4 separate regions of the Homo sapiens genome follow, and regions 1, 3 and 4 are each linked to region 2. The links are chromatin contacts, found by Hi-C or POLR2A ChIA-PET in ENCODE. All regions are on one chromosome and are shown on one strand. Each heading gives the region's core, a stretch centred on a gene start or an enhancer-like site at or near the end of the contact. The rest is flanking DNA. Distances are from core to core; before and after follow the strand shown. Region 1 overlaps VPS54 (VPS54 subunit of GARP complex). Region 2 has its middle 13 kb from the start of MIR4433A. Region 3 overlaps UGP2 (UDP-glucose pyrophosphorylase 2). Region 4 holds the start of SERTAD2 (SERTA domain containing 2).

Region 1 (2,700 bases), core at 199-2,698, 340 kb after region 2:
AAACAACCTTATAGATAAAAATCCAATATGTTGATTAAAAGATGGGCAAAATATCTGAATAGATATTACTCAAGAGAAAACATGCAAATGGCACATGGGTGTATTTATCATCAGAGGAATGCAAATCAGAAGTACAATGAGCTATCTCACCCCAGTTAAAATGGCATTTATCCAAAAGACAGGCATTAAGAAGTGCTTGCGAAGATGTGGAGAATAGGGAACCCTCATACGGTTAGTGGTAATGTAAATTAGTACAATCACCGTGGAGAGCAGTTTGGAGGTCCCTCGAAAAACTGAAAACGGAGCTGTATGATCCAGCATTCCCACTCCTAAGAATATACAATAAATGAAATCAGTATATTGAAGAGATATCCATATTTATTGCAGCAGTATTCACAATAGCCTCGATTTGGAACAGCTGAAATGTCCATCAACAGACGAATGAGTAAAGAAAATGTGGTACATATACACAATAGAGAACTATTCAGCCATAGAAAAGGATGAGATCTTGTCATTTGCAACAGATGGATGGAAGTGGAGGTCACTATGTAAGCCAGGCACAGAATGAGAAACTTCACATGTTCTCCCTTATTTGTGGGAGCTAAAAATGAAAATAATTGAAACTCGAGTGATGGTTACCAGAGGCCTGGAAGGATAAGTGTGGGGGAAGGGGGCCTGGAGGAGAAGGTAGTGGTGGTTAATAGGTACAGAAAAATAGAAAGAATGAATAAGACCTAGTATTTGCTTGCCTAACAGGGTGATTAGAGTAAAAAGTCATTTTTATTGTACATTTTAAAATAACTAAAAGTATAATTTGATAGTAACACAAAGGATAAATACCTACTGTGTACTCACAAAAATTGAAAAAGTTTCAAAAATGTTTTTTGCTGTTTTATTTGATTAATGAGAAAGTTAACATGGTCAATCTTAAATGTAGAATTGTCTTTATCACTTAGTACAGTGTTTCTGTGTTGTACAGTGTTTCTTACCCTTTAGATAAGTATGTGTATTATCCTTTAGATAAAGATACATGTTTATCTCTCTTAAATATGTGTAAACTTTTATACAGAAACAACCATACACTTAATGTGTGTGGATATAAATGACAGAGGCCTTTCAAAGACTCTTAATTTTCCCAAAATAGCATTTTCATCACAGAACTTTTGCCACCAAACCTCTGATGTCTCCTTATTGCATAGAGAACCAACTACAATTTAACTATACTGTGTGTGTGTGTGTGTGTGTGTGTGTGTGTGTGTGTGTATAATTTGTCACTTCTTCCCAGTGTAAACATTTCACTTAGGTCAGTTTCCACTATAGTCAGTTCCTTAGTCTTATGATTGATTATTCAGTGTTCATTATCTTTTGTTCATGTTATTGTAGGCTTTCTGTTTAAGCACCTTGAGGAAGTTGTTTATCTTTGTGTATTTTTAAAGCAGCTTGTTTCTTACTGTTTCAGTGAATGGTATATTTGGTTATGTTTCCTTTGCTTTGAAAGTACTGAGACAGATACATATTTTTAGTTTTCCAGCAAACTAGAGGGAAGTTAGAACAGATGAACTATTTGTCATGGGTTCTTGCCTCATATCTCTGCTCCTTATTTTTTATTTATTGTTTGTTTGTTTGAGACGGGGTCTCACCATGTTGCCCAGGCTGGAGTATAGTGGCGTGATCTTGGCTCACTGCAACCTCTGCCTCCTAGGCTCAAGCAATCCTCTCACCTCAGCCTTCTGAGTAACTGGACTACAGGCATGCACCACCACGCCCAGCTAATTTTTGTAATTTTTATAGATACGAGGTTTCATCATGTCGTTCAGGCTGGCCTTGAACTCCAGGACTCAAGTAATCCGCCTGCTTTGGCCTCCCAAAGTGCTGAGATTTACAAGCATGAGCCACTGTGCCAGCCTCTGCTCCCCATTTCCTACTCTTATTTATCTTTTTGCCAGATTTTCTAACTTGGCTTTTTGTTTTGTTTTGTTTTTTTAGACTTGTTAAACCTCATATTCTTTCTGGGCCTTTCTATTCTTCTCTGTTTTGAGAGAACTTAGACTAGGTGATCTCTAAACATTTCAGTAGTAAAACAATGCATGTTCTTTAGTGTCCAGTTTCAATATTGCTTCATTTATAAAGTCTTACCTGACCCTGTAGCCTGTATTATGTTGTCTTGCTCCACAAATTATTTCAGTATTTACTTTAAAATGTAGACATAGGTTAACTTGTGTTTTGCTTACATATATTTGTTTTAATTACTTAATACAGTTGCAAGCTCTTTGAAGAATGACACTTCCTTTTTAAAGAATTTAATTACTATTTATTTTTTAATCATTATATTACTATGTAGCAGTCACATCATAGTAATAATTACAATGACAGTAACCTCTGAATACTAACTCTGAGGCAGACATTATTTTAAATGCTTTACTTATTATGTCCATTCTCATAATTGGTAACAGGATGTTGATGAGATAAGATCTCGTTTCATCTCCATTTCACTGATGAGGAAAGACAGATACATAAAGGTTAAGTAAATTTCCTCACCACTAGTGAGTAAACATAGATGGACCTAAGCAGGGATACTTCAAAACCCATGCACTTATCTGTTTTGCTATAATGCATAACTACTGTGTACTTGCTGAATGAATAGAGTGTTTTTAATCTTTAATATATGTTGGGTACAACCTTGGTATTTTTTGTACTTTG
Region 2 (2,700 bases), core at 107-2,606:
GGATTTAGCTGAGAGTGCCTTTACTCACTTCGTCCTTTCCCTACCTCTCCCTCTTCCCCAAAAGGAGTCTGTCTCCTATAAAAGGGGTCTTAATACAGACTCACACACACGCACACAGGGTCTTCAGTTCTTGTGGGCTTTTCATTTTTTTTTTCAGAGTTAAATCATCTTGGAAAACAGCTTTTCCAATAAAGACCCAGTGGCCAGGACTGCTGGATGCACTTTCTTTAAAGGTGGCGGGAAACGCAGAAGCAGGAAGGTCCAGGACGGCATCCATCCTGTGCAAGGAGAAGGTCCTAAAAGGCTATTTCCTCTGCTACCAACTAAGAAAGATGGACGTTTGTAGCTGGGCACGGAGGCTAATCATCCGTAATAGTCTGGCAGTGCTAATGCATTCAGGGGAGAGCAATTAATGCCTGTTGGGGAACATCAGGACAGAGCTTAGAGTCTTGCAGCCTCTGGCAAAACCAGTTTGAAAACCTCAGGCTCCATTTCTAGTTTAGGGTGTCTCCACCTGGCTTGGCAAACTCTGTGCCTCTGCAAGAGGGAAGAAATAGCTTCCTAAGTGAGGCTTGGGAGGAACAAAGGCCTCATTAGGATCAATCACTTATTCCAAGTACACATTCCCAAGAATCTCTATTGATGATCTCAGATACAAATGAAGTAGTAATTAAGGATGTAATGCAAATGATCTTCAGCTTAGTAACTCTCTGTAATTGAAATTTACTAAATTAAGTCTGAGATTTTTGAAACTAGGCCTTTAAAAAAAAATTCCCCGGTTATAATTACCCCTTCTCCTCCCTCCTACCCACCCTTCAGTAATGTAATTAGTTTAAAATAAGATCCGTGGTAGGGCTGATGATGCGCTGCCTACTGAAATGCTGGCCTCCTATCAGCAATCCCCAGGGAGTGAAGAGAACAGGGGCTCGCATCAGTCAGAAAGGCCACTGTCGTGTTACCAAATATAGGACAAGGAAACCGGACACAGAGCTTGTGATACCGACTGTGCTGGGCGGGAGAGATTTCTCAGCTCTCCCTTCTGTTTCTTTCCCCTCTGCCCACAGACCTGGGATAAGCTATGGACCATTCAGAGAAAGAAGGGAATAGACTGGAGTAGGAGAGGAATTGGAATGTTTAGGGGGTGCTGAGAAGGCCCCTGACAGGAGAGACAGAGGGCTTGGGCAGATCAGAAACCTGGCTGTTTTCTCAGAGGCCAGAGTGCTAAATCTCCATCAGTAATAGCCCTGCGACTCGTCCAAATCCTGTCCTCTGCCACCTGATAGGACCACCCCTGGCCTTAGCTCATTTCTCCTGATATGCCCCAGCAGAGGGCAATGCCCGCTAAGCTCAGCCTGCCCAGAACCCAAGAGGAGCCGTGTGGGCAGAGAAGGGGCCCCAGCAGGCGCTCCAGCCTCCCCGTTCTTTTCCCCAGTTTGGTTTTTGTCCCAAAGTGGGACAAAGAAAGAGGATTGAACATTGTCCTGGGTATGTTTGATCTTCTAGAAGAGCATATTGGCCTATTTCATTTAATTCAGATGAAAAGACCAGCTTGTCTTTGAGATCACACTCTAATTTCATCAGAGCTGTCATGTGAGAACAGAAGAGAAGCTACCCACAGCCTTCCTCCTTCCCTTCCCCACTCCTCCCCTCGCTCACCCCCACCCTCCCAGCCCACGGCTTCCTGAAACTGTTAGATCAACACAGAAACACCTGAAGCCCATTGACCCTCACAAGGCAAAAGCCAAAGGCTGCCAGGGCCATCTTAAGATGCCGCACGAGAACAGCAGCTCCCTGGCAGGCAGCACAGACCTGAAAGAAAATGCGTTCTCCCACTGGCCCCCAGCCTTTGAAAACTGCGTGTGCGCACGCGCCTGCTTTCTGTCATCCATTCACATCACCACTGTTAGAAACTTCCATAAATGCTCAACTGAAGCGCTTCTGTCAGAGACAAGCAGCAGAGTTGTTTCTGGAGAGCACAGCAGGTGTATGTTCCATTCGCAAATCAGATGGAAAACACAGACAATAGCAATCTTGTCTCTGAATAAGCCCTTGCTTAAAAGTTGCCCTTAGCTAATGTGGGCACGTTGACTGTTGGATCTTGGTGCCCAGTGTAGGGCCTGGCACGTGGTAGGTGCTTGATAAATATTAGCTGAGTGAATAAATGAATGACTCACTCTTCTTCAAAAACTTTCAGGAGCTTCTCAGTGGTATGGAAAAATGACATGATTCTAAAATCTGGTATTGGGGATCCTGCAATCAGATGCCTGCCTGCCTTGCCCGCCTGGTCCCATGTTGCCAGGCTGGAGTGCACTGGGCCGATCTCGGCTCACTGCAACCTCTGCCTCCCGGGTTCAAGCGATTCCCCTGCCTCAGCCTCCTGAGTAGCTGGGACTACAGGCACATGCCACCACACTTGGCTAATTTTTTGTATTTTAGTAGAGATGGGGTTTCACCACGTTAGCCAGGATGGTCGCGATCTCCTGACCTTGTGATCCGCCCGCCTCGGCTTCCCAAAGAGCTGGGATTACAGGCGTGAGCCACCACGCCTGGCCAAGACTCTGCCTTTCTAACAAGTTCCCAGACGATGCTGATGGTGCTGGCCCAGGACCACATCTTGCGCATATCACTCACCCTGCATCCCACCAGCTGGTCAAGGTCCTGCTCAGATGCTACCGTTTTTGTCAACAAAACTGGGCACAC
Region 3 (2,700 bases), core at 78-2,577, 440 kb after region 2:
AATTAAGGTGGCACTAAGACTAACAAGTATTCCTTAAAGTAAATGTAAATTTATGACTAGAAAATGAGACCTATATTGTAAGCTGTAAGAAATATAATTTTCATTGTAACAACATACCTTTAATGAAACATTTTTTCCAAATGTCACATCTCCTGAAACTGTGAGGTGATCCAATTCAAGCATATCTGGTATACTTTCAAATCTTCTTAGATAATCTTGAACCTTACAGAAAAGGAGAAACATAAAAATTTGTCTCAAATGGGTTCAAAGAAAGACAGGAAAAATATTAACAAGAAAGTTTAACTGAACTGTAGAAACCTTTTTTGGCAAAGCTCAGGTCCTCTGTGGGAAGCACCTACTTATTAAGCACTCATTATATGCTAAATGCCGTGCAGGAAAGACCAGGAGCTACAAACATTGTTTTTACACCAAGCAATTTACAAGATAGTTGAGCAGATCTAAGGGTTTTTTTTCTTTTTTTTTTTAAAGATAATCAACATGCCAAGAGCCAGATGAATAGTTCACACAATCTGAATTTAACTGAAAAAAAGAGATCATGCTTTGAAGCAGGCTAGACTGGAGCTGGACTTTAGTGGATAGGTCGGATTCTGAAAAATTAGAGCACATTTTAGGAAGAGCAACAGCACAAATTATTATGTTATCACCATCTTTGTCTTTTTATTTCCTTAGATTTACAAGCACTAGAGATTGTCCTATGTGACCCCGTTTCCTATTTTGCTGGGAAAATGGGAGCAATTAGAAAACTTCCACTTGTTTCCATCCACCACCACCACTACTTTGCCCCCATTGCCCATTACTCTGCCTTCCTAGTACTGGAATTGGACTGCTTCTATTCCTACTTAAAGCCAGCCTCTCCATTTGTTCATCAGATCCCTTCTTATGGCCTATCAAGTGTTGTTTCAGCAACTCTCCCTCTTCAGTCTTTTTTCCCTCCTGACTGCATTCCCATTAATGTATAAACATCCTCCCATTAAAAAAAAACAAAAACTCAAATCCTATATTCCTTTCTACCTATAGCCCCATTTCTCTGTTTCTCTTTAAGGCAAAACTCTTGAGTTTTCGATATTCATATCTCCAATTCCTCGTTTTTCATTCTCTTTTAAATCCATGCCTGTGAGGCTCCCAAACCTCCATACTGATAAATCTAATTCTCATCTTACTTGAATCAGCAGCAGCATTTGACACATGATCAATCCCACTTGAAATATTTTCTTCATTTGACTCTGAGGACACATGCATTCATAGTTTCTAATTCCCCATCTGCATTCTACACATCCACAGCAGGTGGCACCAAACCACACCTGCTGTGGACTAAAACAGACTTGGATGGCAGAGCAGGACCCCATAGGCCAACCACAAAGGCTCACAGTGTCACATTTCATTGATTAAATTTTTTGGATTTCACTTATCAGGCTAGGTTGGAGTTTTACAGCAGGTCCACAGATAGTGCTGTTTTGTTCAATGTTACTTTGTTATAACGCTGATGAGGGGAAAAAAAGGATTGCCAGCCAGGGCTACTGTCTGTGTGGAGTTTGCACGTTCTCCCCACATCTGTGTGGGTTTTCTCCAACTATTCTGGTTTCTTCCCACATCCCAAAGATGTGCATGTTAGGTGAACTGGTGTGTCTACATGGTCCCAGTATGAGTGTGGATATGTGTGAGTGTGCCCTGAGATGGGATGGCGGCCTGTGCAGGGTTGGCTCCTGCCTTGTGCCCTGAGCTGCCGGGATAAGCTCTGGTCACCAGTGAACCTGAACTGGAATAAGTGAGTCAAGAATTATCTTGTTTTTATTAATCAATGTATGTACAGCTCACATTTATTTCAGAGTTTAATATTAGAAGTGTTTTGTTTTTAAAATTTGGTGATATTTTTGTGACCAGAAATAAACTGTAGGAACTGAACTCTTGTTTATATCAATTAGCCTATGGCAAAATGTGTTACACATTGTTCTGCTTACTGTGGCAGTTTCCAAGAACATACTGATGACACTGAGGATGTACTGTACTTGCTATTCCACCTGTCTAGAACACTTTTTGCACTAGATACCGATTTGTCAGACTCAATCAACTCAATGAGGCTGCCTGTGGCCACTCAATGTAAAATTACACCATCAACACCACCCCGCCACCTCCCCAGGCATTCCCTATTCTCCACCCTTGCTTTGTTTCTCCATAGCATTTTCCACCACTTGGTATATCATACATTTACTTACTTATCATCCTTTCCCCACTAGAATGTCAATTCCGTGAAGACAAAGATTTAGTCTGTTTTGTTTACTGCTAAATCCCTAGAACCTAGAACACTGCCCAGTACATGATAGGCATTCAATAAGTATTTGTTAAGCCAGAATTAACCTTTTCCCACTGATGAAAGCAGTACTGGTCTTGGAAGAGACAGAAGATAAAATGCCCCAAAATTTAAAGATTATTTTCTACTCTCCATATGGCAATCATGTTTCAAATGTGAAGTAAAATATTTATCTTCTATGGTCAATTCCCTTTAAAAGGTATCAAAGACAGAGGAATACAACAGGTCAGTGGTAGAGACTGTAATTAGTCTCCAATTCACATGTATATCATATCTTTATAATTACACATTTAAGAAATATGAACTCACATATCTTTATAGTTACGTACCTTCGTAAAAGAACTGCCTAATTTAACCAAGGGCACTGTAGG
Region 4 (2,700 bases), core at 121-2,620, 330 kb before region 2:
CTGAGGGTCCAGTAAAAACCTTTTCCATCCTCCTTAAAGATAAAACAAGAAGCGTTGTCTCCTCTATCAACATTTCAGCACAAGTTTAATTTCGATGAGATCATCAATTTGATTGATAACAAATCATTACAGAACAGTTTAAACAAGTCTAAATTTCTCTTGATGTTAACGACTTACAATCGCCTTTATGTTAGGTCTTAAAGCTTTATTATTCTTAAATACAACTAGTATAGTGGACCATTAAACTCCAAAGTGATCTGAAATGATATTGATTGGGGTGGCAGCCAAAATTTTAAGGTGCCTGCCTGCATTGCCTTTTACATCTTGACGCTGAATGCACGTGTAATTTTTAAAATAATCATTAATTTTCCAGTGGAACCATCTATCTGGCCTCTTTCCCTAGTGCTCTTAAATTCTCACCATTTGGGCATACACACATTCTCTTCCAACTAGTATAAATTTCCCTGGTAAATTTAAGTAGTTCCAAGCATAAGCTTACTCCACGGGAGGGAAAGGCTATCAATGTGAAACTTGTGGGCAGAGGACTGCGCCTCCGACCTGGCTGCGTCTCCTAGCTTGGCTTCCCTCCTGCCGGGTCTGCACCGAGCCCCGGCCGGCCCCGAAGGATGCAACTCGTTCGGTCCGGCTCCCAAAGTGCCGTGGACTTGGTGACCCACTTCTCGTGTCGGGCTGAGGCCACGCGGGCAAGGGACTTTTTCTGTCCCCGGCTCACGGCTGGAGCCCCCATCCTGCCGTTCGGACCAGTGCGGGCCTCGGAGGAGTGTCCCGCAGCGGACCCCCGCCCAGGAACCCCTGCAGGCAGCGAGACGGGCGCCCGGGCCAGCTCTCTGCCCCTCGCCCCCCGCGGGGACCCTGCCCGCCCCGCTGACCGGCCCCACGTTGCCAAATAGCTCAAATGCTTGTCATATTTGCGGTCGCGCGGCTCCGCGGGCTGTGCACGCGCTGCACTCGCCGCCGCCTTTGTCACCAGCCGCTTCGTCATTCGCCTGAGCACTTCTAGAGTGTGTAGGGGGCGTTACTAGTGGCAGTGGTGGTCCTCGGGCCGGAGTGTCTCCTTCTGTCTCCCCTCCTCTTTCAGCCCGTCCTTACGAGAAAATCAGGGGCGCGCCGGCCCGGCAGGGAGCTGGGGGCGGCGCTGCCACCAGGCGCCCACTGCGCCCCGCCGCCCCTTCCTGCTCCTCCTGCGGCCGCGGCCGGCCGCGGCCGGCCCCGGCCTTTATCGCGCCTCCCGGGACCGCCGGGGAGAGGCGGGCCGGGGCGGGGCCGGCGGGGGCGGGGTCGGGCGGCCAGGGGCGGGGCCTGCGGCGCCGGGGCCCGGAGCTCGCGGGAGGCTCGCGGGCCGCACGTCACTCCTGCACGGCGAGTGCTGGAGCACGACGTACCGCTCGCTCGGTCAGGGCGCCCCCTCCGCCCGCCTCCTGCTTCCTCCTCCGCTGCCTGCCGCCGCCGCCTCCACCATTGTATAATGCTCGGGGCGCGCAGGCAGAGAACGGCGGAGTCTTAGCTTCAGCCTCGCCTGCTGCCCGCTCCCCGGCGCCACCCTCGGGCCCCTGGAGCGGGGCACTCCGCATGGAGCGGGAGTAGCTGAGGAGTGGGCGGAAACCCCTCCTGATGCGTTAGTTCCCAGGTGGAGCTGCATGTGGTAAGTTCTCCCGGCGTCGGGCTGGAGGGGATCCGCGGGCGCGGGGGGCTCCGGGTGGATGGGGGGCCGGTGTTGGGACTCGGCCAGGGCTGGGAGAGCCCGGAGGGCGGAGGAGGGGCCGGGCGCCGCCGCGGGAGGGAGCCGGGGACGGAGCAGGTACGGGAGGAGCGCTCCCTCCCGCGGCCCCGGTCCGGGCCCCGCGCTCTCGGACCCCCGGCGCCTGCGGGCTGAGCCGCTGGGGGGCAGGGCCGGGGTCAGGAGGGGGTCGGGAGCTCGGAGAGCCGAGCGGCGGGCGGGGGCGCCTGGAGCTGTCGCCTCTACAGCTGGGATGTGTGTGCGCGTTGTGGCGGTTGTGTTGTTGTGAACGTGCGAGACTTTTTTTAAGGCTCGGATTGCTGGCGCGAAGGCTGCTTCACTTTTGAGTTCCGTGGCCGGGTTTGCATCCAACTTACTGTAGTGCGTTTTTGTGAATTTCCCGGTGTTTTTTTTAATAATGTTGAAAACCTTCCTCTCCACCCTCTTTTCTTTCGTCCATGCCCAAATGAATTGATTTGGGATCTACATGTATATTAAACTTAACGTCTCGTTGGTTTTTAAGTTAGAAATCTACAAGTCATCTTCGTGGTAACCGCCTATGACTGAAAGGGAGGGGGCTGAGGGGAGCCAGCTGTCCCAAGCCCTAGACTTTGTACCAGTAAGAGAGGGGGTGTCGTCACAGGGCCACTACATGGACAGAAAATCGTATTTTGTTTTGTTTTCTTGGCTATAAGTTACCTTTAGCAGAAGTGGTAGTAATAGATTGCGATGGGAGTCGAGTTTTAGGTTTAGTTTCTAAGTTTCACGAAAATATCAGGTATAGTTTGCATTGGAATAACTTTTTGCTTGCAAGCCGAGTCGTTTCAGGAGGTAGAAAGTAAGTTTTCACAGACACTGAATGGGGAGGACAGTCAGCAGAGTGAGACAGCCAGCCTCAGACCACAGCAGTTTTTATTTGAATCGAATTGGGCAGCCTCAGTTGGGCTTAGGGTAGAGAGTAC

Evidence for each region. Hi-C counts contacts between places; a loop is a spot of excess contacts on that map. ChIA-PET counts read pairs that join two places held with the same protein, here RNA polymerase II (POLR2A). Pooled maps may share reads with other maps.
Region 1: a loop to region 2 is called in a pooled map, with 3 times the contacts of the local background. The contact joins two enhancer-like sites. A Hi-C loop is called at or near these places in 5 of 37 single-sample maps with no recorded cell type and 12 of 50 pooled maps. POLR2A ChIA-PET finds 5 or more read pairs at or near these places in 1 of 52 experiments (activated CD8-positive, alpha-beta T cell).
Region 3: a loop to region 2 is called in a map of dorsolateral prefrontal cortex, with 2.9 times the contacts of the local background. The contact joins two enhancer-like sites. A Hi-C loop is called at or near these places in 1 of 168 maps with a recorded cell type or tissue (dorsolateral prefrontal cortex), 4 of 37 single-sample maps with no recorded cell type and 11 of 50 pooled maps. POLR2A ChIA-PET finds 5 or more read pairs at or near these places in 1 of 52 experiments (naive thymus-derived CD4-positive, alpha-beta T cell).
Region 4: a loop to region 2 is called in a map of natural killer cell, with 5 times the contacts of the local background. The contact joins the promoter of SERTAD2 here to the enhancer-like site in region 2. A Hi-C loop is called at or near these places in 13 of 168 maps with a recorded cell type or tissue (B cell, CD4-positive, alpha-beta T cell, CD4-positive, alpha-beta memory T cell and 10 more), 16 of 37 single-sample maps with no recorded cell type and 23 of 50 pooled maps. POLR2A ChIA-PET finds 5 or more read pairs at or near these places in 8 of 52 experiments (A673, CD4-positive, alpha-beta T cell, CD4-positive, alpha-beta memory T cell and 5 more).

The regions. Positions count from the first base shown.
Region 1 is chr2:63,984,244-63,986,943 of GRCh38, reverse strand. All of the region lies in intron 1 of VPS54 (VPS54 subunit of GARP complex), which reads left to right. Among named protein-coding and RNA genes, the nearest start is that of VPS54, 34 kb to the left of the region's middle. Within about 2 kb of position 1,448, at least 2 of the 41 ENCODE cell types and tissues checked have a DNase peak (open chromatin) inside an H3K27ac peak, as active enhancers do.
Region 2 is chr2:64,326,752-64,329,451 of GRCh38, reverse strand. No RefSeq gene overlaps it. Among named protein-coding and RNA genes, the nearest start is that of MIR4433A, 13 kb to the left of the region's middle. RefSeq lists an enhancer at 1,414-1,573. Within about 2 kb of position 1,356, at least 24 of the 41 ENCODE cell types and tissues checked have a DNase peak (open chromatin) inside an H3K27ac peak, as active enhancers do; they include B cell, CD4-positive, alpha-beta T cell, CD8-positive, alpha-beta T cell and 3 more, where a contact is called at or near this core.
Region 3 is chr2:63,887,603-63,890,302 of GRCh38, reverse strand. UGP2 (UDP-glucose pyrophosphorylase 2) reads right to left here. Exons shown (of 10, transcript NM_006759.4): 8 at 2,659-2,700; 9 at 118-222. Among named protein-coding and RNA genes, the nearest start is that of UGP2, 47 kb to the right of the region's middle. RefSeq lists a silencer at 1,194-1,488. Within about 2 kb of position 1,327, at least 3 of the 41 ENCODE cell types and tissues checked have a DNase peak (open chromatin) inside an H3K27ac peak, as active enhancers do.
Region 4 is chr2:64,652,583-64,655,282 of GRCh38, reverse strand. SERTAD2 (SERTA domain containing 2) reads left to right here and starts at 1,370. Exons shown (of 2, transcript NM_014755.3): 1 at 1,370-1,663. It overlaps LOC124907776, which reads right to left and starts at 1,212. Exons shown (of 1, transcript XM_047446580.1): 1 at 60-1,212. The coding sequence starts at 1,003. The coding sequence ends at 572. RefSeq lists silencers at 737-1,556, 1,294-1,588, 1,697-2,026, 2,327-2,406.